Linked DNA regions of Homo sapiens: region 1 is linked to region 2. A link is an interaction called in ENCODE POLR2A ChIA-PET data of the cell type or tissue named here. Cell type or tissue: PC-9. All regions are shown on one strand. Links, peaks and the distances in the headings refer to the core of each region. The heading gives the core; the rest is flanking DNA. Region 1 has its middle 40 kb from the start of ACSL3-AS1. Region 2 overlaps ACSL3 (acyl-CoA synthetase long chain family member 3).

What was found. Peaks named below come from ENCODE experiments on the same cell type or tissue, not always from the same donor. Only the 100,000 strongest peaks of a DNase experiment are listed, where the experiment ranks them.
Region 1: POLR2A ChIA-PET joins it to region 2 with 18 read pairs; 2 of 35 experiments call an interaction of 5 or more read pairs at or near these places.

Annotation. Positions count from the first base shown.
Region 1 is chr2:222,951,580-222,967,106 of GRCh38, forward strand. No RefSeq gene overlaps it. Among named protein-coding and RNA genes, the nearest start is that of ACSL3-AS1, 40 kb to the left of the region's middle. RefSeq lists an enhancer at 8,804-8,903. In PC-9, for the core only: CTCF peaks have their summits at 8,064 and 8,271; a DNase peak (open chromatin) is centred at 7,902; H3K27ac peaks cover 1,099 bases.
Region 2 is chr2:222,872,571-222,888,097 of GRCh38, forward strand. It overlaps ACSL3 (acyl-CoA synthetase long chain family member 3), which reads left to right. Exons shown (of 17, transcript NM_004457.5): 2 at 15,260-15,318. Among named protein-coding and RNA genes, the nearest start is that of ACSL3, 19 kb to the left of the region's middle. In PC-9, for the core only: no CTCF peak of the experiment used is centred there; a DNase peak (open chromatin) is centred at 10,131; H3K27ac peaks cover 1,521 bases.

The sequences.
Region 1 (15,527 bases), core at 6,437-8,936, 77 kb after region 2:
TTATTGGAAAAACCTGTTGAGAAGCTATGCTTGCGAGACATTAGCAATCCTCATGCTTGTGAGTTCCGGAACATTATACAGGCTGGGCATGGTGGCTCATACCTGTCATCCCAGTACTTCGGGATGCTATGGCAGGAGGATCTCTTCAGCCTAGGAGTTCAAGACCAGCCTGGGCAGCATAGGGAGACCTCAGCTCTACAAAAAAAAAAAAAAAAAAAAAAAGCCAGATGTGATGGTGCACACCTGTGGTCCACTAGGGAGGTGGGAGGATTGCTTGAGCCCAGGAGGTTGAGGCTGCAGTGAGCTGTGATCGTGCCACTGCACTCCAGCCTAGGCAACAGAGAGAGACCCCTGTTTCCAAAAAAACAAACAAAAAAAACCAGAACAACAGGACACAACAGTTAACTCAGAATTTGCCAAATATTTGATACATGTTACCTCCATAAATCCGCATGACAGTGACACAAAAATGGGTGTCCTTATTCATGCTGTTTTACAGATTAGGCAGCTGGGGCTTACAGCAGTTAAAAGAGTAAGTGACAGCTAGGTTGGAACCTTGTCTGTCTGAAGCTCACTGCACACTAGTTTGATGTGGTCTGGTCCCCCGACTCCAGCCTTTTGACTAATGCTGCCAGACCTTCTTGAGCCATCCTGTTGGTCTTGGCTTGTTGACTCCAAACCCCTCAACCCCACCCCAGCACCTTGCTGACCCATGATGCTTTACTATATTCTGCCCACCTGGTCTCCAGTTCCAAGCATGGCACTGACCATCTGCCCTGAGCAGTTAATAAAACAACATTTGGCTGCTGGCTTGCCACCTGCCTGGCACTGTGCCAGGTGCCTTGTGTAGCACCAAGTATAAATGGACACACTAGATATGTGCAAACCTAAAGACTGCTGTATCCTTAGAATGGAGTTCTGTTAACTTTGGCTTAGAGTAGGCAACATAATTATTCTGTTCTTGAGACTTCAGTCATTCTGGCTATTTCTAGTTTGGGTTGCATATTAAAATTGAGGCCACATTTTATGATTAAATTTTCCATCTAAGGATTTTTTCTTTTTTAAAATAGCTTTGGCCAGGGGCGGTGGCTCACGTCTGTAATCCCAGCACTTTGGGAGGCCGAGGCGAGTGGATCACGAGGTCAGGAGATCGAGACCATCCTGGCTAACACGGTGAAATCCCGTCTCTACTAAAAACACAAAAAATTAGCCGGGTGTGGTGGTGGGCGCCTGTAGTCCCAGCTACTCGGGAGGCTGAGGCAGGAGAATGGCGTGAACCTGGGAGGCAGAGCTTGCAGTGAGCCGAGATCACGCCACTGCACTCCAGCTTGGGCGACAGAGCGAGACTCCGTCTCAAAAAAAAAAAATAGCTTTATTGAGGTATAATTTACATACCATAAAATTCAATCATTTTAAAAGTGTATAATTCAATGATTTTTAGTAAATTATAGAGTTGGACAATCATCACTACAGCCCAGTTTTAGAACAAGTTCCTCACCTCACAGCAATGCCTCATGCCCATTTATGGTTATTCTGGGGGCTTTATTTGCTCCCTCCTGGCCCCTGGCCCTGGACTTTTAAATAACTTCACAGGGAAGGGGCAGGATTCGCACTGTAGACCCTCTGGCTTTTCCTTGTTCCCTCTCCCTGTGGTATCATTTCCAGCTGGTGTGGGACATCATTGCTAATAGCCTGGATGTTGGTTCTTTAAAAAAAAATTTACTTTAAGTTCTGGGATACATGTGCAGGACGTGCAGGTTTGTTACATAGGTAAACGTGTGCTATGGTGGTTTGCTGCATCTATCCGTCACCTAGGTATGAAGCTCCCAATGCATTAGCTATTTTTTCTGATGCTCTCCCTCTCCTCGCCACACTGACAGGCTCTGGTGTGTGTTGTTCCCCTCTCTGTGTCCCTGTGTTCTCATTGTTCACCTTCCACTTATGAATGATAATATGTAGTGTTTGGTTTTCTGTTCCTGTGTTAGTTAGCTAAGGATGATGGCTTTCAGCTTCATACATGACCTTGCAAAGGACGTGATCTCATTCCTTTTTATGGCTGCATAGTATTCCCTGGTGTATTTGTACCACATTTTCTTTAATGCATGTTGTTTCTCTCAACCTCTCACGATGTTTGATGCTGGCTCCTTCAGGTGAACTCAGACAAATGCAGCCTGTCACCTGGTGACTTCCCCCAGAGCCTCCTGCTGTGGGGCATCTATGGGAGCGTGACACCCACCGCAGTCCCAACAGGATTTCTACCCAGCCTTTCTTTGGGTCCCCTTCACTTTGATGGGGAGGTTCTAGGGGAGCAAAAGCATACTGCCATGCCCTTAGCTACCTCTGGCATGTCCTTAGCTATCTCTGGCAGCCTTCTCTGGGCCCATGTTTGCCCAGACACCTCCCCACCTCCATGCCCATGCCCATGCCTACCTCTGCACTGGGGAAATGGTGGTCGCAGTGGTGCTGCTTCCAGGGATTCTCCTGGGTCGAGAGGCTGCACTGTCATCTTTCCAGTGTCTCTGGAGTGGCTTGCTGGTTGGTCCAGCTGTTATCAAATTGCTAGTGAGGTGTAAGTGCACCCTCCCACCTTACCCCAAGAGATGAGTCCAGGGTCAACATGTTAATCTCCCTAGATCCCTCCTTTCTGCCCACTTTTTTTTTTTAATTTGCAAAAGATGTCAAAGCAGATCTGCCTCTTATGGATTGTAGTGTGAACTGAGATCCTTACTCCAGGAACTGGGCTCCTGGAACTGAGCCTTGTAGAATATAGACTGCTGTCGCCAAGTGCTTTGTCCACAGTAATCCCTCCTCCTTCTGTTTGGGTCCTTCGCATATCAGTGTTACAAGTCCGTGTTCAACCCTAGATTTGTGGAAAATTGAGGCTCAGAGATGTTAAGGAGACTTGGCATGGCCACACAGTAGACATACACACAAACTCGTCTTACTCCTGACTTGGGAGGAGCAAGGAACAAAGAAGAAAACAGCAACAATCTATTTGCCAACAGCAGGGAAAGAGATGAAAATGATGGTACAGTCCTATGATGTTTTATGCAATCATGAAAATTCATCTGTTTAAAAATATTTGAGTATCTGTAGCAGTTAGAAGTCGTGGACTAAAGGGAACTTAGAAGCATGCTGAGTAAAACATTAAGGACAGCATGAGCTGTGTACGATGCATGCATTGCACAGAGCTATGTGCATTACAGGAGCGCATACAAACAAGAGGAGAATGGGATGAAGGGAATGAAGGTAAAAAGTACTGTTGCTAAGTACAAATATAACACACACGAACATGTCATTCACTGGGGAATATGACTGACTCAACCCTCTCCACCTTTAAAAAATTTTAATAGCAAGAGCTATGCTTATAATATTCCAAAACTAGGAGCATATAAAAGTGTATAAAACATGATCTGATCCTATCCTAATTTTATGAAAAGGCACATATAAGTGTGTACACAAATATAATGAAAACTAGCCTATCATCTGGTTTACAGCTTTCAGCATTTCCCACATTTTCTTGAATGAATTTCCTTCTATGTTTTTTGAATAGAAAAGTAGCAAACTTTAATGGCAAAAGGGGTGTTAGTCTGGCAACTTCCCCCCCGAAACTGTAATTACTGTGTTGTAAGTTCCTTTTTTGTAAGGGACACCAGTCTCCCTGGACTGGTGTTTAATACAGTTTGAACTCTAATAACCAGTCACAATTCTGTGCCACCTTCAGAATTCCTGAGCTAACATTTTTTATTGGCTTCTTTAAAATAATTTTATATTTTGAAATAATTTCAGACTTACAGGAAAGTTGCAAAGATAGTATAAGAATTCCAGTATGCCCTTCATCCAAATCCTTCAAATGTTAACATTTTACCGTATTTGCTTTATCATTCTCTCAAATTTTTTTCAGAACCATTGAGAGTAAGTTGCAGACATGATACTCCTTTACTCCTAAATATTTTAGAGTGTATATCCTAAAAACAATATTATCTTATATGGCCACAATTACCTAAATCGGTTAGTTAACAATGACATAGATTTTATTCAAATTTTTCTAGTTGTCCTGTTAATGTCCTTTAGGGCAAGAGAAAAATAAGTAAATAAATAAATCCACCTCCTCCTGGGGGCCAGGACTCAATTAAGATCTAGGTGCTAGATGTACTCATTCCTACTGGGGGAGGGGGTCACTCTTTCTAGGCTGTCTCAGAGGACAGCATTAATAAATACACATATGTATTCACACACACACACAGACACATACACACCCTATATTACTATCTGTATCTGTTTTCCTTTCTTCTTTGCTTTATTCTGTCTGTCCATCCTTCTATCCCTCCTAAAACCTTGAGTTCATACTGGTACCTCCAATACTAACCCAGCAACACAAGGTTCATTCTAGCCTTCCTTCTTTCCGTGTCTGTAACACTCTTCAACAGTTATAAACCTGGCTCCCCTTATTCAGAATAGAGTCACTTAAATCCTCAATCTTAGAACACACAGAAAGACATTTTTTTTTTTTTTTTTTTGAGATGGAGTCTTGCTCTGTCACCAGGCTGGAGTGCAGTGGCGCCATCTCGGCTCACTGCAACCCCCACCTCCCGGGTTCAAGCGATTCTCCTGCCTCAGCCTCCCAAGTAGCTGGGATTACAGGCATGCACCACCATGTCTGGCTAATTTTTGTATTTTTGTATTTTCACCATGTTGTCCAGGCTGGTCTCAAACTCCTGACCTCAAGTGATCCTCCCACCTTGGCTTCTCAAAGTGCTAGGATTACAGGTGTGAGCCACTGTGCCTGGCCAGAAAGTCATTGCAGAATTGCTAACCATATCACTGTGGAAAGTGAAGATATGAACTAGAATTCAATGTTTGTTTACAGTTCATTTTTGACTTTAGCTTGAGGGTATATGGTCAAAATTCTGAATTCAAAAGTTACTCCAGTAAGTGTTCAACCCCCTTCAGTGTATTTATATAATTTACTTGAAAATAGGTTAGTTTATTTCTGCTTACTTTCAATTTTGGGTATTTTCCTACTCCTTCTCATTTAATTATCTATCTATCTGTCTATCTACCCATCCTTTTTATTTGGATATGTGAAACGTTAACGTGATTCTACATATATGCTATAACATAATTATACCAAAAGGTACACACTCGGGAAATTATCCTTCCCCTAAACTCCTCACCCTGCTCCCACCCCCACCCTTTAACCCTCATTACTACTCACCTCCTGGAAGTCGTGGTACCAGCCAGGGTTCTCCAGAGAAACAGAACCAATAGGAGACTATACATGATTGATTATGGGAACTGGCTCACACTTATGGAGGCTGAGAGATCGTACACTATGCCACCTACAGCCTGGAGAACCAGGAAAGCCAATGATGTATTCAGAGTCGGAAGGCCTGAGAATGGGTGTAGCCTGGGGGTGGAGACCTATTAATAGATTTAGATTCCTAATCCATTTTGAATTTATTTCAGTATGTGGTCTAAAGTATAGATTTAATTTTCTCTTAATCTAAATGGCTAATTAGATATGCAGGTACTGTTTATTAAAAGGTAAATTTTGCCCTAGTGATTTGAGATGCTGCTTTGTTATATGCTAAATTTCCATATGTATTTGGGTCTATTTCTGGACTTTCTATTCCACTTCATTAGTTTATCCACTCATGCACCAGTACCACACTGTTTTAATTATGGAACCTTTATAGTATGTTCCAATGTCTGGTAGGGATAGTCCTTCCTTATAGAATTCCATTTTCAGTGTTTTCTTTTCCAGTGTTTAATGGTCATTCTTGCATGTTTGCTTTTCTATATAAATTTCAGTATTAATATCTCTAGCTACATAAAAATGCTTGCTGGAATGGATATTACATTTATAAAATAAGGATACCTGATATCATTATGATATTGATTCTTCCTATTTAAAAACAAGGTGTGTTCTCACTTATTTGTAGGATCCAAAAATAAAATCAATTGAACTCATGGACAGAGAGAGTAGAAAGATGTTTATGAGAGGCTGGGAAGGGGAGTGGGGATTGTGGGGGAGGTGAAGGTGGTTAATAGGTACCAAAAAACATAGAAAGAATGAATAAGGCCTACTATTTGATAGCACAATAGGACGACTATAGTCAATAATAACTTAATTGTATTTTGAAAATAACTTAAAGAATGTAATTGGATTGTTTGTAACTCAAAAGATAAATGTTTGAGGGGACAGATGGATACCCCATTCTCCATGATGTGCTTATCTCACATTGCATGCCTGTATCAAAACGTCTCATGTACCCCATAAATATTTACAATGGCTATCTACCCACAAAGATTTTTCAAATTTATAATAATAGAAAATAAAAATATAGTATGTCTCTCATTCGTTCATGTCAACTTTTCTTTTAGAATTGTTTTAAAGTTTTTCTTATGTAGATTTTGCACATTTCTTAAGTTTATTGCTATACCTTCTTTGTTGCTATTGTGAATGAGGTTTTATCATAAAACTTTCTAATTGGTTATGGCTTACGTATATGAAGACTATTGATTTCTGTACATTAGCTTTATTATCCTGCTATCTTATTTGAATCTTTTGAGCTAGTTTTATCATTGATTCTCTAAGATTCTCCAGGTATTCTTTCATGTCATCTGCAAATAGCTATAGTTTCACTTTTTTCAAATTTGTATGATTCTGCTTAGTTTATCTTATCTAGCTGTACTGTCTAAGATTATAGTACATGTTGAAGAGTAGTGGAGATAGTACAGATAGCTTTCAACAAATTACTCAGTGTTTCAGAGGGCTGATTTCCTATCCCATTTTCTCACTCCTTCTTGGCAACAGAACCCCAAACTCACTCAGTCAGCGGTGGATTCAGCTAAAGAACTGCAATCTAGATGTAACTTTACCTGGGTGTGATAATGAGACTAAATTTTGGTAAAAGAGAAATAAGTGGAATCATTATATGGTACTTTAGATCCTTCTCCTTCACCACTTTGCTACTACCTGGAATTGGGATGTAATGGCTGGACCTCTAGAGGGCTTTTTGGGCCGCAAGGTGACTTTGAGAATGGAAGCCATGCATCAGGATGGCTGCATTAGCAAGACAGAAAGAGCCTGTGTCCTTAATTATCAAGGAGCCCCATACCAAGCCAAGACTGCCTGCCACTGGACATTTTTACATGAGATAAAAAACAAATTTTTAACTTGTTTATGTTACTATTTCTTGGAGTTTCCAGTCACATGCAGCCAATCAAAATTCTAATGGAGTTTTGGTTTCTTCATCTGTAAAGTGATAGTATTTTACCTCACTGAGTTATCAGGATTAAATGAAATAGTTCATGTAAAAAAAGGCTGCATGGAGTAGGCACATTAAAAAAGTCTCCCATGATTTTGTGAGGTTTGAATGAGCTCTGTATTTGAGTGCCCTTTGCAAGTTGTCAACGGAAGGCCAACATTTTCATCTGTGCTTTGCACCTGTTCTCTTTCTTCTTTCTCAACTCTTCTATGATCAATTATCCTTTCATTTCTTGAATAGCTTACCTCTCTCTTTCAACTTGACTCTTCATGTTGATTTTAAACATTTGTGAGTTGTTCCCATTAAATCAAAACTGTCCCTTTTCCCCTCCAGCTATGATTTTGTCTTTCTCCTATTCTTCAAAGTCAAACTTTTCAAAATAATGTTTTCTTATCTGATGTATCAGACAGTGTTGGCTGTCCACCCAGACCTTTGAATCCCTGCTTTGTGTGTGTGCCTGCCCCCCTTCAGCGTGCTTTTGCTTCTAACACCCAGCACTATGGCTTCATGAGGACTGCCTTTGGGCTATGAGAACCACTCAGCTCCCACCTCCACCCTCCACAGATCCAGAAGGCCTTGGAATATATTCTAGGTAATTTCAGTACATTCCAGAAGTTCCTAGAATTTACTCAGGGTGACTCAGGGGCAATGCTTGAAAGCCACGCTCCCTCGCCTCAGGCTGGAACAACTGACACCACAGAGCTCTCCAGTGGGATCCAGGATCCGGCTGAAGCCACACTCTGCTGGCGTTTCCTGAGATTGCACCTTGGTTGGCCTCCTTCTCTTGTCTTCTTTGTTCTCCTTTCCCTCCCCTGACTGGCATTTTCTTGGGGCATTTTAATCAATCACTTGCACTTGAATGTCCCAGTCTGCATCTGAAAAACCTAACCCAAGACCCCTAATCTCCATCTCCTCCCCTCTTATTCACTCTCCAGCCCAACACAATTTGGCTTCTGGGCACATCATTCCAGGGAAGCAGCTCTTTCAGACAGCCCCCAAAACACGATGTCACTGAATCCAGTGCACACAGTTTAGTTCTGTCTTCCTTGACTTCACAGCACCATTCAATGCCACAGATCCATGGTTCTTGAAGCCCAGGTGTTCCCTGATGACGTCCCTGGCTTTCCCCTACATTTCGTGGCCTTTCTTCAGCTTGTCCTCTTCTATCCAGCCATTGAAACAGAGTGAGTTCTTTAGGCTCAGTCCTCTTTTCCCAGGTGGTCTCACCCAATCTCAGAGCTTCATTGCTACATGAAGGTTACCCACACATGTCTGTTGTAGCACTTTCTCTACTTGCTAAACATCTTTGCTTGAATGTCTCAAAAGTACCTCCAAGCTAAATTCGTAATAACCCTGTGCACAGAAGCAAGCTTGGTCCTCTTGCACTCTGCTCTAATGTGGTGAGTGTAGCACTTCTCCATCTGGCTAGAACCTGGGAGTCATGCTGGACTTCCCCCTCACCCTCGTGCACGTAGCCAACCAAGCACCAACTCCTGTGTCTTGTGCCTTCTGAGTCTCTCTCGAGTGATTCACTTTTCTCTACCACCACCTCCACTCGTGCCTTCTGTCATTCATAACCACGTTGATGGTAAAAATAGCCTCTTCACTGGCCTTTCTGCATTCATTTCTATACTCCTCTAATTTTTTCCCACATGACTGCCAGGCTGATCTTTCCAAAACATAAATTTAATTACATCTTAAAAAATAACTTGCTGAGATATAATTCACATACCACACAATTCATCTATTTAAGGCATAAAATTCATGCTTTTTAATATATTCACAGAGTTGTGCAAACATCACCACAATCTAATTTTAAGATTATTTCCATCATCCCAAAAAGAAACCCTGTATTCATTAGCAGTCACCTCCTGTTCCCCCACACCCCATTCCTGGGCAGCCACGAATCTACTTTCTGTCTCTATGGATTTGCCTATTCTGGACATTTCACATAAATACAATCATATAATACATAGTCTTTTGTGACTAGATTCTTTCACTTACTATGTTTTCAAAGTTTATCTATGTTGTAACACGTATTAGTACTTCATTTTTTTTGGCTGAATAATATTTTATTGCATGGATATATCACATTTTGTTTATTCATTAGTCACTTGATGGACATTTGGGCTGTTTCTCCTTTTCAGCTATTCTGAATAATGCTTCTGAGAGGTTCACATATAAGAGTTTTTGTTATTTTTTTTGAGATGGAGTCTTGCTCTGTTGCCCAGGCTAGAGTGCAGTGGCACTATCAGCTCACTGCAACCTCTGCCTCTGGGGTTCAAGCAATTATTGTGCCTCAGCCTCTTGAGTAGCTGAGATTACAGGTATGTGCCACCACGCCTGGCTAATTTTTGTATTTTTAGTAGAGACAGGGTTTTACCATGTTGGCCAGACTGGTCTCGAACTCCTGACATCAAGGATCTGCCCACCTCAGCCTTCCAAAGTGCTGGGATTATAGGCATGAGCCACTGTGCCTGGCCTCACATATAAGAGTTTTTGAGCGTAGATGTGTTTTCATTTCTCTCAGATATATACTTAGCAATGGAATTACTTGACCATATGCTAATTATATTATATTCTTTTACAAGCTTTTCAATGGCATTTCATGGCTGTTATGATGAATTCAGTCTCCTTTTTCTTGGTGCCCAAGTTTCCATATGGTCTGACCCTCACCTGCCTTGCTGCTGGTGTGGTCCTTGGATAGACTGTGCCATTTTTTTTGTTGATGTCTGTGTCATATTTTGGCTGGAACAATCTCAAATATTAATCTAAATCAACCTTAATCATTTACTGATTTCTATTTCTATGATATATCTATCATATATTACATGATTAGTCCAATCTTACTGTCAGACTGTGATATGGTTTGTTTGTGTCCCCACCCAAATCTCAACTTGAATTGTATCTCCCAGAATTCCCAAGTGTTGTGGCAGTGACCCAGGGGGAGGTAATTGAATCATGGGGGCCAGTCTTTCTCATCCTATTCTTGTGATAGTGAGTAAGTCTCATGAGATCTGATGGATTTATCAGGGGTTTCTGCTTTTGCTGCTTCTTCATTTTTCTCTTGCCGCCGCCATGTAAGAAGTCACCTCCTGCCATGATTTTGAGGCCTCCCCAGCTATGTGGAACTGTAGGTCCAAGTAAACTTCTTTTTCTTCCCAGTCTCAGGTATGTCTTTATCAGCAGCATGAAAACAGACTAATACAGTAAATTGGTACCAGTAGAGTGGGGTGTTGCTGAAAACATACCCAAAAATATGGAAGCCACTTTGGAATTGGGTAACAGGCAGAGGTTGGAACAGTTTGGAGGGCTCAGAAGAAGATAGGAAAATGTGGGAAAATTTGGAACTTCCTAGAGACTTGTTGAATGGCTTTGTCCAAAATGCTGATAGCAATATGGACAATAAGGTCCAGGCTGAGGTAGTCTCAGATGGAGATGAGGAACTTGTTGGGAACTGGAGTATATGTGACTCTAGTTATGTTTTAGCAAAAAGACTGGTGGCATTTTGCTCCTGCCCTAGAGATTTGTGGAACTTTGAACTTGTGAAAGATGATTTAGGGTATCTGGTGGAAGAAATTTCTAAGCAGCAAAGCATGCAAGAGGTGACTTGGGTTCTATTAAAGGCATTCAATTTTATTAGGGAAGCAGAGGAAAACTTGCAGCCTGACTATGGAATAGAAAAGAAAATTCCATTTTCTAGGGAGGAATTCAAGCCAGCTGCAGAAATTTGCATAAGTAGCAAGGAGCCTAATGTTAATCCCCAAGACCATGGGGAAAATATCTCCAGGCCATGTCAGAGACCTTTGAGACAGCCCCTCCATTCACAGGCCCAGAGGCCCAAGAGGAAAAAGTGGTTTCGTGGGCCAGGCCCAGGGTCCTCGTGCTGTGTGCAGCCTAGGGACTTGGTGCTCTGTGTCCCAGCTGCTCCAGCCATGGCTGTAAGGGGCCTACGTACAGCTCAGTTAGCAGCTTCCACGTGGTGTTGAGCCTGAGATGCACAGGAATCAAGAATTGAGGTTTGGGAACCTCCACCTAGATTTCAGAGGATGTATAGAAATGCCTGGATGCCCAGGCAAAAGTTTGCTGCAGGTGTGGGGCCCTCATGGAGAATCTCTGCTAGGACAGTGCGGAAGGGAAATGTGGGGTCACAGCCCCCACACAGAGTCCCTACTGGGGCACTGCTTAGTGGAGCTGTGAGAAGAGGGCCACATTCTCCAGACCCCAGAATCATAGATCCACTGACAGCTTGCACCGTCCACCTGGAAAAGCTGCAGACACTCAACACCAGCTTGTGAAAGCAGCTGGGAGGGAGGCTATACCCTGCAAAGCCACAGGGATGGAGCTGCCCAAGACCATGGGAACCCACCTCTTGTATCAGTGTGACCTGGATGTGAGACCTAGAGTCAAAGGAGATCATTTTGGAGCTTTAAAATTTGACTGCCCCGCTGGATTTCAGACTTGCATGTGCCCTGTAACCCCCTTGTTTTGGCCAATTTCTCCCATTTGGAATGGCTGTATTTACCCAATACCTGTACCCCCATTGTATCCAGGAAGTAACTACCTTACTTTTGATTTTACAGGCTCATAGGTGGAAGGGACTTGCCTTGTCTCAGGTGAGACTTTGGACTGTGGACTTTTGGGTTAATGCTGAAATGAGTTAAGACTTTGGGGGACTGCTGAGAAGGCATGATTGGTTTTGAAATGTGACAACATGAGATTTGGAGGGGCCATGGGTGGAATGACATGGTTTGGCTGTGTCCCCACCCAAATCTCAACTTGAATTGTATCTCCTAGAACTCCCACGTGTTGCAGGAAGGACCCAGAGGGAGGTAATTGAATCATGGGGGCCGGTCTTTCCTGTGCTATTCTCGTGATAGTGAATAAGTCTCATGAGATCTGGTGGGTTTACCAGGGGTTTCCACTTTTGCTTCTTCTTCATTTTCTCTTACCATGTAAGAAGTGCCTTTCACCTCCTGTCATGATTTTTGAGCCCTCCCCAGCCACGTGGAACTGCAAGTCCAGTTAAACCTCTGTTTCTTCCGGGTCAGGTGTATGTCTTTATCAGCAGCATGAAAACGGACTAATACAGACGGATTTCTATTTCCTCTTTTTGCTCCAGGACTTTGGGCCACAGTGGGCTTTTTTTCATCCCCTGTCTTCACTAAACTGTAGGTCTGGAAAGTTCTCTCTGGGCGTTAAAATTTTTTCAGTTAAAATATGACATAGATATCAACAAAGAAATGGCACAGCCTATCCAAAGACCATACCAGCAACTGAATAAAATTTTACTGGTGGCAGGTAACTTCTCAACAGTGGATGAGGTCAGGAGGCTTACTGGAAAGTGAACTCACCAGGGATGAGAATGTTGTTTCTCATGGAGCAAGGAACCCCAAGGTCTGCCACCAAACTAAATTACTCTAGGGTAAAATGATGTGTATTTCTTAGGGTCAGAAGCTCATAGCTTGGTTTTGTGACAGGACACCTCCACTGGCTTCCTGTCTAATCCCTGCATGTGCCTCAGAGGGATTAGAATATAAAGTGAGTGTATTTAATTAGAATATAAAGTGAGTGTCTCCTCCCTTCCCCTAAACTATGAAACAAGAACATTTTACAAAGAGGGTGCTTCTTTGTAATTCCCCCAGTGGGTTTTAAGGAATAAGCTGCACTGAGAGCAAAGTTCTGCCTGCCTTCTGAACGCTGAGGCTTCCTTCTTGCAGTTCTCTAAACTCCAGGACAGGAAATTTCTGCAAGATAGGCTGTGGAGCAATAATGCTAACTCCTAAAGGACCCCCTGGGTCATCCTCAAGATCTCTTGCAGACCAGAGGAACCTTTCCAGACTCTGGGAGCAGCTTGAGTCTTGTCTCGGAGCTGCTTCACAAGGCCAGATACACATCCTGTGGGGCCGCTGTGCCCGAGCACCATGGTCAGTAAGGAGTAAGTCTCCTCATCGCATCACACGTGGGCCTCTGAGTCAGTCTGTTTTCATGCTGCTGATAAAGACATACCTGTGCTGGGCGTGGTGGCTCACACCTGTAATGCCAGCACTTGGGAGGCCAAGGCGGGCAGATCACCTGAGGCCGGGAGTTCGAGACCAGCCTGACCAACGTGGAAAAACCCCATCTCTACTAAACATACAAAATTAGCTGGGCATGGCACATGCCTGTAATCCCAGCTACTCAGGAGGCTGAGGCAGAAGACTCACTTGAACCTGGGAGGCGGAGGTTGTGGTGAGCTGAGATTGTGCCGTTGCACTCCAGCCTGGGCAACAAGAGTGAAACTCTGTCAAAAAAAAAAAAAAAAAAAAAAAAAGACATATTCAGGACTGGGTAATTTATAAAGAAAAAGAGGTTTAATGGACTGACAGTTCCACATGGCTGGGGAGGCCTCACAATCATGATGGAAGGTGAAAGGCACGTCTTACATGGTGGCAGGTAAGCGAGGCTGAGAGCCAAGTGACAGGGGAAACCCCTTATAAAACCATCAGATCTCATGAGATTTATTCATTACCATGAGAGCAGTATGGGGGAAACCACCCCCATGATTCAATTATCTCCCACCGGGTCCTTCCCACAACATGAAGGAATTATGGGAGCTACAATTCAGGATGAGATTTGGGTGGGGACACAGCCAAACTATAGCAGACTCTGAGGGCTAATCTCCTCCCATTCCTTCTCCTTCCCCTGTTTCAAGCTTGCTCTTACTTTTCCCCTATCTGTCTCAGTCTGGGGTCATCAGAAGCAGACCTTAAGGTGAGGGTGTGTGGGTGACAGGTGGAGGATGCACTCCCAGGTCCCCAGGAGGGCATGGTAGGAGCAGCAGAACACCGGGAGGCCAAGTGTGAGAGTGGTTCTCCCATGTCCACAGAAGGAAGCTCCCACTGAATCCTGCAGGGGGCTGTGGAAGGGAAGAGATGCTCTAGCCAAGGCCCAGGAGTGGGCTATTACATCCCTGTCCCCATCCATTGTGGGTCAAGGGCCTGAGGGGGTTGGCAGCTCAGAGCTTCTCCATTTCCACTCCCTGCACCTGGGCCAAACCTGCCCCAGGAGCCCTGGCCTCTCAAGAAGAGCCACAGGTGCTGGCATAAGCACAGGAAACAAAAGTACAGGAAAGAAGGTGGGAAACACAAAAACAGTAAAAAGGGACCCAAGGGGAGGAGCACGGACAATGTCCCCTTACCCTGCTAGGGTGTGCATTACAAGTAAAGGTCAAGGCCAAAGACTTCATGTGCATTCCCCGCACACTGCTGAAGCATGTTTGAATTCTCGTTCTTTCATTCCACTGCCAGCTCCCATGGGCAGATCCAGCTCCTTTGTGTAGGAGCCATAGTCACAGCTTCAGAGGTCTCTTTCCCTCCCGACTGCTCCAACTGCTGTCAGCTTTATCCTCTTCAAACACCACCTTCACTGTGTCATTTTCTTTTCAGAAATCTCCTATGGCTTTTCATTGCTTTAATGATACAGTTAGAAATCCTGGCCAGGTGTGGTGGCTCATGTATGTAATCTCAGCATTTTGGGAGGCTGAGGCAGGAGGATCCCTCAAGGCCAGGAGTTCAAGACCACCCTTGGCAACACAGTGAGACCCCTGTTTCTACAAAAAAAAAAATTAGTCGGGCATGGTGGCACATGCCTGCAGTCCCAGCTACATGGGAGGCTAAGGTGGAAGGATTGCCTGAGCCTCAGAGGTTGAGGCTGCAGTGAGCCATAATCTTGCCACTGTACTCCAGTATGAATAACAAAACAAGACTGTGTCATATGAAAAAAAAGAACTCCTTTACTTAATATTTTAGGCCCCTGAAAATCTACCCTCAACTTACCTTTCTAGTCATAGAGCCCTCTTTTTAATTGTGAGAACTCTCATCCCTGATGAGATTTATGAGTGAGGGACTTAGAGCCTGGGGTCATCATAGGTGTGAATTCTACTCTAGAATCAACCACTGTGTGACATGAATGCATTGCCTCTCTCTCCTAGGCTGAGTGTCCTGAGCTATACATGAGAGCTGTGAGATGGTTGTGAGGATTCCACTGGGTGCAGCATTAAAGGGGCTCGGAACAATGTCTGAAGATGCCAATGCTAGAGAAATGGTGGTTGAATCTGAATCTAGGCAGCTTCTGTAGGCATAACTCAGGCTCTTTCTGGTCTGAATTCTTTGCTTGCTGGGCTTTGTATCTTGAGACCTCTCTTTCTTCCCACTGGTCAGAATCCTGAACATCCTTCAAGGCTGGGCTGAAAACTTCCCTCCTCTGTGCCGA
Region 2 (15,527 bases), core at 8,920-11,419:
ATGATGAATAAGACAAATACGGCCCTTCCCTGGTGCATAGAGTGGGAAGGTGAACATTAAGCAGTTCCACAGTAATTATTTAATTACAGTTGCAGTAGGTCCTGTGAAGGCAAAGTTGTGGGGTGCCGAGGGTGGGGAACCAGAGTAGGCTGTCTTGAGAGGCTTCTCTGAGGAAGTGGCATCCAACTGATCTAGGAGAAGGGGGATGGTAGTGGGGCGGTGTGGTGGTGGGGCAACTGGGCCGCTTTCTAGGCAGAGGCTTGAAGCAATGTGGGGTGGGGTGGGATGGTGACTTGGCTTTGGGGAAAATCCACAAGAAGGGCAGGAGTTTGTGCAGAGGTCTTCTGAGATGAAGCTGGATGCAAAAATAAATGGGCCACAGCATGCATGAGACAGAAATAAAAATAAAGCCGTCTCTTAGAAGCAATCCATTGAGAGTAGACTGGGAAGATGAGGGAACTTGGAGGCTTGACTGTGCCAACTAGTTAGCAATATCTGTATCAAGTCAGTATGCTTCTTTGGTCCTCAGTTACTACAAAAAGTTTAAATTTTATTATTACAAAATTTGCAAACAGTTAACTTTTTATGATTTGAATTTTATGATTAGCAATGTTACAGTTTACCAAAATTATCTTCAGCAGTATTAAAACATCTATAAATATATATAACAATATACCTGACCATATATTATGTTGATTTTGGTATTGTTCGCCTATTAAGGCCAATGGGAAACTTTTCAGCTAGATTGGATATTATTTCATAATTCCATAGAGTTGTATGTTTTGAACAGAAATATTTTTAGTGTCTTCTCTAAGTTTACTATTCAATTTCTTGTTTAAAAGATCATAAATTGACCTAGTGTTTCAGGCATGTCAATACTGTTGCTATATAAATTTGTAGAAATTATAATGAATTTATATATTTGCTTTAAGTTTTTCTTCTAAGAATGTGTGTTTGATGAGAAAGTTTGGAAAATACGTAAAAGCATAAATTCTACATTCTAGATATAGCCAGTGCTGAGGTGCTTTCGGTCCTGATACCTGTTTGTGTGTATGTTAACAAAAGTGGAAATATATTGTGTGTAAATATTTAACCTACTTCTCATTTATCATATCATGAGCAATTCCCATGTTATTGAATGTTTTTGAAAATATTTTTAGTGGTTGTATAATAATCTACTATATGTACATAATGTACTTTACCATTTCCCAATTATTAGATTTGCATATTTTCATTACCCATTATTATAAATAGCAAATGGAAGTTCTCAAGTAAATTTGTTTTTCTTCATTAAATATTCACAGAAGTGGAATTGTTTGGTCAAAAGGTATGAAAAATTTAAAGGCTCTTAATAAAAATTACAATTGCTTCCCAGAGAGGTTGTACTTATATATCTGTGCCCTTTAGTTTGAGTGTGTCTTTCCATTGCACCTGTACTTGGATTTATTTTTTTATTTTTATTTTTTTTTGAGACGGAGTCTCACTCTGTCACCCAGGCTGGAGTGCAGTGACGTGATCTTGGCTCACTGCAACCTCCATCTCCCGGATTCAGGTGATTCTCAATGCCTCAGCCTCCCGAGTAGCTGGGATTACAGGTGCGCACCACCACACCCGGCTCATTTTTTTGTATTTTTAGTAGAGACCAGGCTTCACTATGTTGGCCAGACTGGTCTTGAACTCCTGACCTCAGGTGATCCGTCTGCCTCGGTCTCCCAAGGTGCTGGGATTACAGGCGTGGGCCACTGTGCCCGGCCTTGTACTTCCATTTATATATTGAAAACCAGAAGAGAGATGTTGTTTCATATGAATAATATTTTGTATAATTAAAAAAATTTCTTGGCTGGGCACAGTGGCTAACGTCTATAATCCCAGGACTTCGGGAGGCTGAGGAGGAAGGATCACTTGCACCCAGGAGTTTGAGACCAGCCTGGGCAGTATAGGGAGACTTGGTCTCTATAAAAATAATAAAAAATACTAACTGAGTTGGGTGCTGTGGTTCCGGCTGCTTGGGAGGATTATTTGAGCCTGGGAGTTCAAGGCTGCAGTGAAAACTGTGATCAAGCCACTGCACTCCAACATGTGACAGAGCAAGAGACCCTGTCTGAAAAAAAAAAAAATTAGCAACCCGAGTATTTATTTTAGTTAAACCAGTCTTAATCTAGACCTGATTTAAATAAAAAGCAATAATTTTGCTTATTGGATATATCCTGCTGAAGGATTTGGAGAAAGAATAGAAATTTTATAGATTTACAGTTTTTAAATTACATTGGCTCACTACTGTAATCCCAGTACTCAGGAGGCAGAGATGGGAGGATTGCTTGAGGCCAGGAGTTTTGAGACAGCCTGGGCAACATAGTGATAACCCGTCTCTACCAACAAAAAAAAAAGATATAAAAGTAAAAATAGAATTGAAGAATTAAAAATCTTCATTTATGTGAAAATTTGAATGGAGAGGTGAAGTTAGGAATAATTGTAAAAATTTAGCTTTTGATTTACTTTTTTTTGCGTTGTGTATAACCTGCTAATGTTAAGGATAATATATACAAAGTGATCAGAACAGTGCCTGGCACGTATTAAATGCTCAGTAAATGTACCTATTGTTATTGTTACTTTAAAAATGTCTCCTTCCAGCTCTCTGAAGATTAGCTCATATAATACAGTGTCTCTCAAAGTTTTTATCACTGATAAAACTTTATCACTGATCTTATCACTGATAAAATCAAGAAGATTGGGGACGGAAGGAATGGGATTTTTGTTTTTGAATAAAAACCTTTGGAGTGGTGGGTTGGAGGGAGGAATCTCATATCTATTCGTCATGATTCAGATCAGGATAATAATGAGTTGATCTGTGTAGTGCCAGTTGAAATCTTGATTTTTATTCAATGAAATAAAAAAATTCATTGGTTTGGCTTTTCACTGATTGATTTATATCCCATTCTGTATTCCTTTTGGTTCCTGGAAAAGAATAGGAATAATTTCTGTAAATTTGACCTTATTGGTATTAACTTTCATATGGCAATTTTAGAAAGAAGTGCCTATGGAAGATGACTTATTGGTGAGGCTTCTTTCCTCTTTAATTGCATGACGTTATAGCGCAGAAATGATCACATCTATGAACCTAGATGGCCTTACTGATTGCTGCTTGACGGGTTGTTGAATGAGCTGATATTGACCAGAGTTTCTACCCCTCCTCCCCTCCCCTTTTGGGTTGTCCAGTTCAGTGTCATAAGCACAGACATAATTCCTTAGCTTATTGCTGGGTTTTTTTTGATGATGTTTCTTTTTGTTTTTCCCTGTTTTAAAATTTTATTCATAAAATCAGCCAACATTTATTGAACATATACTAGGTAATACTTTGTAGGTTTCTTGGGATTCATATTTCAAAGATGCATCATTAGAGTGTTTACCTCGTTGAAGTAGATAGAAAGTAAAACAGTAAACATACAATCCATAGTTAAAAGTGCTAATGTAGATGTATGTGCAAAGTGTTTTGGGTTCTTAGAGGACTGCAAGTAGATATTAGAAGACTTCATAAAAGAGGTGACATTTGAGCTAGAGTTTGGACTGTTTCACCAGTATAAAAGTATTGGGATTAATAAGCAGGGGAAGGAGCAATAGTGTGTGATTTGTAAATCATAGGAGCAGCTTTGATTCTGGTACCCATTCCCTACCCTCATGTGGGATAGCTTTTCTCAACAGATGTTTGAGCAAGAGCTAGTTATTGCTTTATGGTTTTTTTTGTTGTTGTTGTTTGTTTGTTTTTTTGTTTTTTTTTGAGACAGAATCTCAGTCCTAGGCTGAAGTGCCATGGCACAATCATGGCTCACTGCAGCCTCAACTTCCCCAGCTCAAGTGATCCTCCTACCTCAGCCTCCCAAGTAGCTGGGACTACAGGCGTGTGCCACCATGGCCAGCCAATTAAAAACATTTTTTTTTGTAGACACTAGATCTATTTTGTCCAGGCTGGTCTTGAACGCCTGGACTCAGGCATTCCTCCTGCCTCAGTTACCCAAACTGTTGGGATTACAGGCATGAGCAACCATACCTGGTCCTACTTTATGACTTTAAAATATTTTCTTTATGCCTATTTAAATTATAGAATATAAAATAGTATTTATAAAAGTATACATTTATTCATACCCGCTATGTATCACATACTCGGCTAGATTCTAGGAAAGCAGAGAAAAAAAAAAAGTCCTTGCTTCAAGAAGCTCACAGTCTGTTGTGGGGAGACAGAAAAGCAAAGTTAAAATACAGTTGTAATAAGTTACGTTAATGGTATGCCTGAAGTGTTTTGGAAGCTCATAGGAAGGACATCTAACCCAGCCTTGATGGAGGAGGGGAGATAAACGATGGAGGTAAAAATAGATGGAGAGAGTTCATTGAAAATCTATATTCCTTTACTTCTGGATAGAGCATAGTTTTTCTGAGTTAGGAGGGGATTGGAGATGGGACCCAGGGGACATACCAAGCATAAAGGCATGGGACAAGAACACACATGGGGAATGCTTGGGGAACTGAAAGGGTGTGTTACAGGATAAGTCAATTAACAGTAGAGATCAGGCAGGGGGAGGCCTGATAGATTGAGAAAGATGGTGGAGAGCTCAAGGGGATTGGAGTTCTGGATGAGGTCAAAGGATTGAAGTGAAAGAGTTGGTGGAATAGGACTGGTTATGGTTAAGAGTAGTTTTGGAGTTTTGTACTTGAGAGATGGTTTTGTACTTAGATTGTTTAGAGGGTGTTTTTTAAAAGTTAGTTTTGTGATTTTCCTTGTAATGAAGAGGTGGAGCAGATGATAGCCCAGATGGAAAGTTCCATGAGGGCAGGATCAGTTGAATACTCAGGGCCTGTTTATGTAAATCTGAACTTTGGTATTGAGAATGAAAAGCATAGCACATTCGTAGATTTACTTTTTTGGTGAGAAACATCTATATTGGCATTTGTTGTTTTTATTAGATACTAACCTCAGTGACGGCTACATATACACTTATACCTTTATAAATACCTAGTTCAGAAATGATTTTGTAGGCATGTAACAGTTTCTGTTCTTTGCATTGATGTTTCTGGGGAGAATGGTGGACATAGTGTAAAACTGGCATATGTAATGCCTATATATTATATACTACATCATGTGTTAGATTACATGCTAGAAATTTGGATGGAACACTACCCAGAATTGTGAGTCACTATTTGGGAATTGCCCTTGATGCATGGATAATTTACCCGTAGACAATTGGGAGCTGTGTATTTAAGTTAATAAAATTTCTTTGTATTACATGATGCCAGAGTACAGGCATGTTAATTATAGGTGATCACAGTTTTTGTTTCTTGTTATTAATTTCAAATAGCTTTATGAAATAATTATATTTGCTGTCTTTCTTAGATAAGTCAAGAACATAATGTGTTTCTTTTGAGCTCCTTCAGGGAGAGTAAGTTTAATTTATTCTTCCACTAGAAAGAAAGATACTGTGCTTTATTCACTGCTGCACACCCAGTGCCCAGCGTATAGGAGACACTCACATTTGTTGAATGAATGAATCAGTCTCTGCATCCCTGCCACCTAGCACAGTAATGGACATGAGATACTGAGTAAGCATTTATTAAATTGAGTTGAAAGATTTGAATATATTACCAGAAAATTTTTGGAAGGCCAAAAATCTCATATCAGAATGACCAGTATATACTTATTAATGGAAGCTCAGGAATTCCTGAAGAATAGCTTTTCTGTTGGTAAATATGTACTAACTGGTTGAGTAATATATGCTAATGTAATTTAAAAAATTATGTGATTGTGAAGGCAGGAAAGCGATGGATTGTTTCAGGCCAGGCCCACTGCTTGCTGTACTTTAATGTCATTGCTGCTTATCGCCTTCTCTGCAGCCTTGTTGACACTCCTGACAACAAGTGTTTGTCTTTGGCTTCTAGGGCACTGTTTCCTGTTCCTTTACCTTTCTTGTTGGTTCTTCTGGCATCTGCCCTTAATCCTTTATCCTACAATTGAATATACTGTTTCTGAGGAATTCTGTGTTCTATGAATAGAGTCAATGATGACTGTGACCTCTGCATCTTCAGCTGTTTGGAGCCCCAGCCCTGTATTTCTAACAATATAGTGAATCTCTCTTCTGGTCTTTCCCACAAACTTAACATCCAGCCCTATATTTATGCGCTCATATTTGTGTCTGTTCTTCTTGTATTCCTCGTTACACGCCACCATTCTTTCATTCTGGAAATGTAGACTTTAATTTTCAGAGCCCTTACTCTATACATCCTACCTGACAGGTCCTACTAATTTTACCTCAGAGAAGCCTGTACAGTTGGTCCTGTTTCTTCTGTGTCTACTGCCTTAAATTCTGCACTTCATCACTTGGGCTGTGGTAATAACCACATACCTGGAATCCCTTTCGGTTTATTTTCTGTGTTGACCCAAGTAATCATTCTTAAAAAAAACAACAACACACATTTAGGACTGGGAACAGTGACTCACACCTGTAATTTCGACACTTTGGGAGGCCAAGGCGGGTGGATCACCTGAGGTCAGGAGTTCAAGACTATCCTGGTCAACATGGGTGAAACCCTGTCTCTACAAAAAATACCAAAATTAGCCGGGCATGGTGGCGGGCGCTTGTAATCCCAGCTACGTGGGAGGCTGAGGCAGGAGAATTGCTGGAACCCAGGAGGTGGAGATTGCAGTGAGCCTAGATGGTGCCACTATACTCCAGCCTGGGGGACAGAGCGAGACTGTCTCAAAAAAATAAAATAAAATAAAAAACAAATTTAGTTAAATGCTTTACTTGAAAACCGATCTCATGCTATCTACAACATTTTCATTGCTAACTCCCCCCATATATTTCCTGTGTTCCAGCGATCTCAGGCTACTTGTGATTACTCACTGTATGCTCACCCATGCCTCCCTGTTAGGCAGGAGTGAAGGAGGAATAAGAGCCTGGAGGGATTTATTCAGCTTTGTCTGTGGGTAATTATACTCATCCTGCATCTTGAAAGATGAGTTTATTTTGACAGTCCTCTTAGCTGCTTCTGTCTCTCTCCAATTCCATACCCCATTCCAAGTTTTGGACAGAAGAGTATGATTGGACCAGCACATTCATGTTTTTGATACAGGCTTCACTGGTCACAGGTCTGCTGGATACCTGTGGATGCACACATTTGCCGTAGTCTGCGGTGTTGGAGATGGGGACAGAACAGTATCACATATGTGAAACAGAGCCAGTGCTTCCCTTCCCAACAGTCGTAGGCCAGGCAATGTGGACTGTGGGTTGACATCACTGGAGACTGTTTCAGAATCAGAATAAAGACCAATAATAAACCTTTTTTTTTTTTTTCTATTTATGGAATATGGGAGCTGTGGAAGAGAGGTATTACTAGGCTGGTTGTTTGCTTCAGGGATCTGCTTCTCATCTTTCCAGGACTTAATTCAGCTACTACCTCTGTTAAAATTTTTCTTTGATGCTGTGCAACTTACTGAATAAGATTTTACCTGCTGATCTGTGATGTCACTATTGCCATATACAAAAGTCCCATGACTATTTCTGGTTTTAAAATTCTGTATTAACAATTCGTGTTTTGATATGGAATAGGGCAAATATGCATTAAATATGCTGTTTCTCAAAGTTTTTTCTTCTAGATAAATGTTAGAATTAATATATCACATAAGCATACAAAACAAACACGTAAGAAAAATCCTAGTAGGATTTTCATTGGGATTGCATTTGGTTTATGGGTTAATTTTGGCAGAATTACATTTATCCTTTCTACTCAGGAGCAAGTCTGTCTTTTCATATATTCAGGGTTTTTTTGTGTGTGTCTATCAGTAGCATTTTACATACACAGACACCCATATGTAAATATGAATGTTATATTACATGAAGTATTTTAAACTTGCGTTTGCTATTGTGACTATATTTCCGTTTCAATTTCTAACTGGTGATTAATAATATATAAAAAAACTGTCAATTTTTGGCCGGGCGCGGTGGCTCATGCCTGTAATCCCAGCACTTTGGGAGGCCAAGGTGGGCGGATCACGAGATCAGGAGATCAAGACCATCCTGGCTAACACGGTGAAACCCTGTCTCTACTAAAAATAAAAAAAAAATTAGCCAGGCGTGGTGGTGGGTGCCTGGAGTCCCAGCTACTCAGGAGGCTGAGACAGGAGAATGGCGTGAACCCGGGAGGCGGAGCTTACAGTGAGCAGAGTTCACGCCACTGCACTCCAGCCTGGGTGACAGAGCGAGACTCTGTCTCCCAAAAAAAAAAAAAACAAAAAAAAACCTGTCTATTTTTATTATTTACTTGGTATCGAAGTATTTTTGTGAATTCTCCCTCTGGTTGGATATTTTTCAAATGATTCCTTCAGATTTTCTTGTCAGGCAGGCACTTATCTGCACACAATAATGATTCTGTCTTTTTCAGTATTCATAACTGTCGTTTATTTTTTCATTGCATTGGCTAAAGTGCAGTGCTGTTCAGAAGACATGCCTTGAGAGCCGTAAATGTAAGCCATATATGTAGTTTTACATTTCTAGTAGGCAATTGATTTCATTACATTGTTTAATGTAATATATTCAAAATCTTATTTCAGTGTATATGTTCAATATAAAATTTATTAATTAACTATTTTATGTTCTTTTTTTACTACTAGGTCTTTGGAATCCCATGTGTATTTTACACTTAGATCACATCTCAGTTTGGACTAGCCACGTTTCAGGTGTGCAGTGGCACTTGCGGTTACCGCATTGGACAGCATAGAGTTAGAGCCTTCTTGATATATAATAATTATGATCATAGTTGGCCTTGTTGTCCCTTACTTGGTTGGAATTTGCTTTTCAGTATGATGTTTAATGTTGATTTCTAATAAATATACTGTTTTTAAGTTTAAGCAATTTTGTTTCTGAATAAGATGTTCCTTTAAAACTTAGTAATTGATATTCACTCCCCGCCCCACCCCTGAGATGGAGTTTCACTCTTGTCGCCCAGGCTGGAGTGCAATGGTGCGATCTTGGTTTACTGCAACCTCCGCTTCCCGGGTTCAAGCGATTCTCCTGCCTCACCCTCCTAAGTAGCTGGGATTACAGGCATGCGCCACCACCCCTAGCTAATTTTGTATTTTTAGTAGAGATGGGGTTTCACCATGTTGGCTAGGCTGGTCATGAACTGACGTCAGGTGGTCCACCTGCCCAAAGTGCTGGGATTATAGGTGTGAGCCATTGCGCCCGGCCTCACTTTTCTTAAATACTTAAGAAAATGTATGGTGATGCTCACACCTTTCCCCTCCTACTTATGCCTGTTAAATATAGAGGATGGTAGTAATAAAGAATTCTCATGGTGAAGCATCTTTTCACTCAGAGTAAACAAACCATGCTTGGTTATGGTGTATCATTCTTTTAACTCAACTGGATTAGATGTGCTGACATTTTAGGATTTTTTCCCTCATATTCTTTAAAGAGATTGTCCTATGTGGTATGTCACGTTTTGGAATCAGCATTATATCAGCTCTTGTAAACTAGGTAACAAAACTTCAGATCATTCTGGCTTAACAAAATTGTTTTAAAACTTAAAGGAATATATGCACATGATTGAGGACTTTTTAAAGTAATTTCTTAGCAAAATGTATTTGTGGAATGTAAATTTTCTAAGTCCTTGAAAGTCTGAAAATTTCTTTATTCTACTTGCAATTGATTGGGAAATTAGCTGAGAGTAGAATTCTAGGTTAAAACTTTCCCTTAAAACTTTTAAGGCCTTGTTCATAGTTGCCTACCTTCCTGTGTTTCTGAGACATCTGATGCCATTATGATTCTTACTTCTTTATAACAGCGATCTCCAAGCTTTTTGGCACTAGGGACCCAGTTTCGTGGAAGACAGTTTTTCCATGGACAGGGGTCGAGGAGGCAGTGGGGTGGGGGATAGTTTTGGGATGAAACTGCTCCACCTCAGATCATCAGGCATTAGATTCTCATAAGGAGCGGACAATCTAGAACCCTTGCATGCCGAATTCCTGCTCCTGTGAGAATCTGATGCAGCTGCTGTTCTGACAGGAGGCAGAGCTCAGGCGGTAATACTTGCTCACCTGCTGTTGCCTACCTGCTGTCAGGTCTGTGGCCTGGGGGTTGAGAATTCCTGCCTTACAGGAAGGGTGACCATATATCCTGATTTGTCTGGAATACCTCCAGATCACTGTTTTTTTTTTTTTTTTTTTGAAGACAGATTCTCGCTCTGTCGCCCAGGCTGGCTGGAGTGCAGTGGCATGATCTTGGCTTACTGCAAGCTCTGCCTCCTGGCTTCAAGTGATTCCGCTGCCTCAGCCTCCTGAGTAGCTGGGATTACAGGCAGATGCCACCATGCCTGGCTAATTTTTGGTATTTTTAGTAGCAATGGGGTTTCGCTGTGTTAGCCAGGATGGGCTCGAATCTCCTGACCTTGTGATCTGCCTGCCTTGGCTTTCCAAAGTGCTGGGATTACAGGCATGAGCCACCACACCTGGCCCAAATCACACTTTTTAATAGTACCTCCTTTTATTCTGATATGTATCCTTCTTTGTTGATCAGTTATAGAATCACCTTATTTGTAGGTGGTTTGCTTTCTGTTTTTTTTTTTTTTCTTTTTTTCTTTTTTTGAGACAAAGTTTTGCTCTTGTTGCCCAGGCTGGAGTATAGTGGCAGGATCTTGGCTCACTGCAACCTCCCCCTCCCGGGTTCAAGCGATTCTACTGTGTCAGTCAGCCTCTCTAGTAGCTGGGATTACAGGCATGCGCCACTATGCCTGGCTAATTTTGTATTTTTAGTAGAGATGGGTTTCTCCTTATTGGTCATGCTGGTCTCGAACTCCCGACCTCAGGTGATCTGCCTGCCTCGGCCTCCCAAAGTGCTGAGATTACAGGCGTGAGCCACCATGCCCAGCCAGCCTTTTGTTTTTTTAGGAAGATTTGAGGATATTCTTATACTCTGAGCTTTGAGAATTTACGTGGCTCTGTCTAGAAGTCAGTTATTTTTTCCCTCATTCATCTGCCCAGTCCTTTCAAACTGAAGACTAGTATTTATCAGCTCTGGGATATTATATTGCAGTGTGCTTTAGGAATTTCTGCTTGCAAAATGCTTCAGGAATTTTTGCCTCTTTGTTCTTTTTTTCTATTTCTGGAACTCCTTGTAATGGAACTTGAATCTCTTGGATTAATTTAACACCTTATTTTTTAAAATGAGAATTAAATTTTCTATATTCTACCCCTTGCTTTTGCTCTTCTTTATCTGGAAAAGAGTCTCCACCTCATTTTCTGACACTTGTATTGACTCCTTAATTTCAGCTGCTATTAATTTCAAAGAACTTTTTCTTATTTTTATTCCTTCTGTTAATATATAGCATTGCATTCTTGTTTCATAGATGGCAATAGCCTCTCTTATGCCTTTGAGAATATTACATAGACATATTTTAAAATTTCCCACATTTCCTACATTGTCTGTTTCCACTGAGGCACTTTTTGTCTGCTGTTTGTCTCTTTCTTTGATAGTGATGGTTTTTCACAAATATCTGGTGATTAAGAACTTTATCTTCTGTCTGGATTTTGAATTTTTAAATGGTTTTCCTGTTTCTAGTTTCTTTTTCCACAAATAAATTCTCAACATTTGGCACCAGGTTTAATATTATGAAACAGATCCGAGTATGTCATCCCCCTGCTAATAAAAGTTAGAAGACTTTTAAGAGATCTGGATAATGTTTCAACCACTTAGGGCAGCAAACATTCACAGTGGCAGTGAGGCATTTGTCTTCTAGGGCCACTGCAACAAATCACCACAGACTGGGAGGCTTAGAACAACAGAAATTTATTCTATTAATGTTAATAGAGACCAGAAGTTCAAATCAGTGTTACTGGGTTGAAATCAAAGTATCAGCAGAGCTTTGAAGGCTCCAGGGAAGAACCTGTTCCTTGCCTCTTTCAGTTCTAGTGGCTGCTGGCATTCCCTATTATCAGTCCAATCTTTCAGGCCAGCATCTTCAAATCTCTCTGCTCCATCTTCACGTCACCATCTCCTTCATGTGTGTCCAATCTCCTTCTGCCTCTCTATTTATAAGGACATTTGTGAGGGCATTTAGGGACCACTGGGTAATCTAGGGTCTTTTTCCAAATAAGGTAACATTTGTAGATCCTAGGGATTAGGGCCTGATAACCTTGAGGTCCTTTATTCAGCTTACTACAACTACTTAGAGTCTTCTGAAATTTCTCTTTTCTTGTACAGTTCCCTTCGCGTTTACAAATAATTGTTATTATTGCCTGCAGTTATTGTCTGCTTGAACAAAAATACATGCATCAACTCAGTTTATAGTGATTTCCTTGACCTTGTCTTCTCCACCCTAGACAAAAGGCTGCAATTGCCTGTTTTCCTAATGCAGCTGATGCACTTCTCATAGTTTTTGCCACGTTAAAGTGATTTGTCAGGCTCTACCACTGACTAGGAATTTTCTTTTTTTTCAGTACTATGGTGTCATTCTTAGAATGCAAAGTGTCGGGTCTGGAGCTGAGTAAGGCATTTAATAAATATTTGTTGAAGAGATTTTTAACATTTATTGAGGGCCAATTACATACCTAGTAGGACCTGTCACCTTGGGCCATTTAATAAAGTAGGGTAAAGTAAGCATGGCACATAAGTTTCCCCAGGGCATATTTGTCAAAAGGGATTGCTGGGTCATAGGAGTCTACATTTTCAGCTTTTGCTAGATGCTGCCAAATTGCTCTCTTAACTGGCTGTACTTCCGTAAGAGTGCCAAGATCTATCTTGTTTGCCATATCTTTGCCAACACTTGTGAATTTTTTTCATTAAAAAAATTTTAATGTAGGAAATGATACTGTTTTAATTTGTATTTCCTTGATAATTAATGAGGTTAACCATTTTTAATAGGTAATAAACAATGTGGAATTTTCTGTTAATATACATAGCCTGCTTTCTCCTGTTGCTCTTTTTTATTTATAGAAATTCTACAACTATGGATATGAATTATATATAGCACTGTTCTCTTTTACATGTGAGGAAACTGGCACAAGAAATTATTAATAACAAGAAGATTTCTAAGTTATTTCCCCCCTGGATGAATAGATGCATGACCTTGTCTGGAGTCATAGCTAATAAGAAACAGCAGGGATTTTGAACCCAGTAGTATCTGAGTTTAAGGTCTGTCCTTTTTTTTTTGAGACAGAGTCTCGCTCTGTCACCCAGGCTGGAGTGCAGTGGCATGATCTCGGCTTAACGCAACCTCTGCCTCCTGGGTTCAAGTGATTCTCCTGCCTCAGCCTCCAGAGTAGCTGGGACTATATGTGCACGCCACCACACCTGGCTAATTTTTGTAATTTTAGTGGAGTTGGGGTTTCATCTTGTTGGTCAGGCTGGTCTTGAACTCCTGACCTCAGGTGATCCACCCGTGTCAGCCTCCCAAAGTGTTGGGATTACAGGCGTGAGCCACCATGCCTGACTTTAAAAAAAAAAGTTTATTTATTATTTTACTTTAAGTTCTGGGATACATGTGCAGAACGTGCAGGTTTACATGTATACGTAGGTACACACGTGGCATGTTGGTTTGCTGCACCTTTCAACCCATCATCATCTAAGTTTTAAGCCCCACATGCATTAGGTATTTGTCCTAATGTTCTCCCTCCCCTTACCCCACCCACCTACAGGCCCAAGTGTATGATGTTCCCCTCCCTATATCCATGTGTTCTCATTCTTCAACTCCCACTTATGAGTGAGAGAACGTGTGGTGTTTCTTTTCTGTTCCTGTGTTAGTTTGCTGAGAATGGTGGCTTCCAGCTTCATCCATGTCCCTGCGAAGGACATGAACTCATTCTTTTTTATGGCTGCAAGGTCTGTCCGTTTTTACAAAAATTAATAACAAATTAAAAGTTAATGAAGCAGTGGTATGTTGAATTAAGTGATTCAAAAAAACTTAGCTTTTAGCTCTACTTGTTAATATATTCTTAAAAATAACTATATAATGACTGCTAACCTGTTTGCTTCGCAGGTGATAGAGAAAATCATTGAAAAAATTTGAAAGTGTTTTTTAAAAACAATGTATTAATATCACCACATATACATCTTAATACTTATTCTTTATCATCATCATGAGTAAATGAACGCAGCCTTTATAGTATACTTTTTGAGTTTTGGAAATACCTTATTTTTTATAATAGAGTTTATTTTTTAGAGCAGTTTTAGGTGTACAGCAAAATTGAGAGGAAGGTGCAGAGATTTCTCATATACCCCTTCCCCTACACAGGCATAGCCTCCCTCTTTATCAACATCCCCCTACCTCCCCAGAGTGCTACATTGGTTATAACTGATGAACCTACATTGACACATCGTTATCACCCAGAGTCCATAGTTTACATTAGGGTTCACTCTTAGTACTGTACCCTCCGCAGGTTTTAACAAATATATGATGACATGTATCTACCGTTATAATACATACAGAATAGCTTTATTGCCCTAAAAGTCCTTTTGTGCTCTGCCTATTCATCCTCCTCTGTGCTCTAACCTCTGGCAACCATGGATCCTTTTACCATCTCCATAGCTTTGCCTTTTCCAATATGTCATATAGTTGGAATCATACAGTACATAGCATTTTCAGACTGTCTCCTTTCACTTTGTAATATGCATTTAAGTTTCCTTCATGTCTTGTCATGGCTTGATGGCTCATTTCTTTTCAACACTGACTCATTTTCCATTGTCTGGATGTACCACAGTTTATATATCCATTACTTTGTTGAAAGATATGTTGATTGCTTCCAGCTTTTGGCAATTATGAATCAAACTGCTATGGACATGCATGTACAGGTGTTTTTGTAGACATATTTTCAACTCTTTTGGGTAAATACCAAGCACTGTGGTTGCTGGATCATATATTTGGAGTATGTTTAGTTTTATATGACACTGTCAAACTTCCGTAGTGGCTGTACCATTTTGCATTCCCACCAGCAATGAATGAGAGTTGCTCCACATCCTTGCAAGCATTGGGTGGTGTTAGTGTTTTGGGTTTTGGGCATTCTTACTGGTGTGTAGTGTGTGTACTATATGTTTTTGAAGAAAAGTTACATGATAAAAATTTTGTTTGCTAGCGTGATAGGTTGGTGTTTCCAGAAAAACTCACCGGAAACTTTTCATGTGAGGTTTAGAAGTAAAATAGTTCCAGGAAAAAGTTGGCATTCGGCTCTGATTAACTAGAATATGAGTAGTAATGCTTGTCTTTTTTATGTTTGTTTTGACAGGTTTTGACACAAGGGCGCATATCTTCAAAGCACCTAGTACCTCCTACCATTGTCAACTGGTAAAATATTTAATTTTTTATTACAATAGATTTCTTTTATTTGTTATAAAATAAATATTAAGTTAAAACCAATTATGGCTAAATTGACCAAAAAATTGTAATTCTCATTTTATGATTATATATGGAAGATAGTTTTATATTTACTTTAATTCTGTATAAATCAATTGGGACATTAAACCATGTCATTGAGCAGTATTGTCTATCTTCCT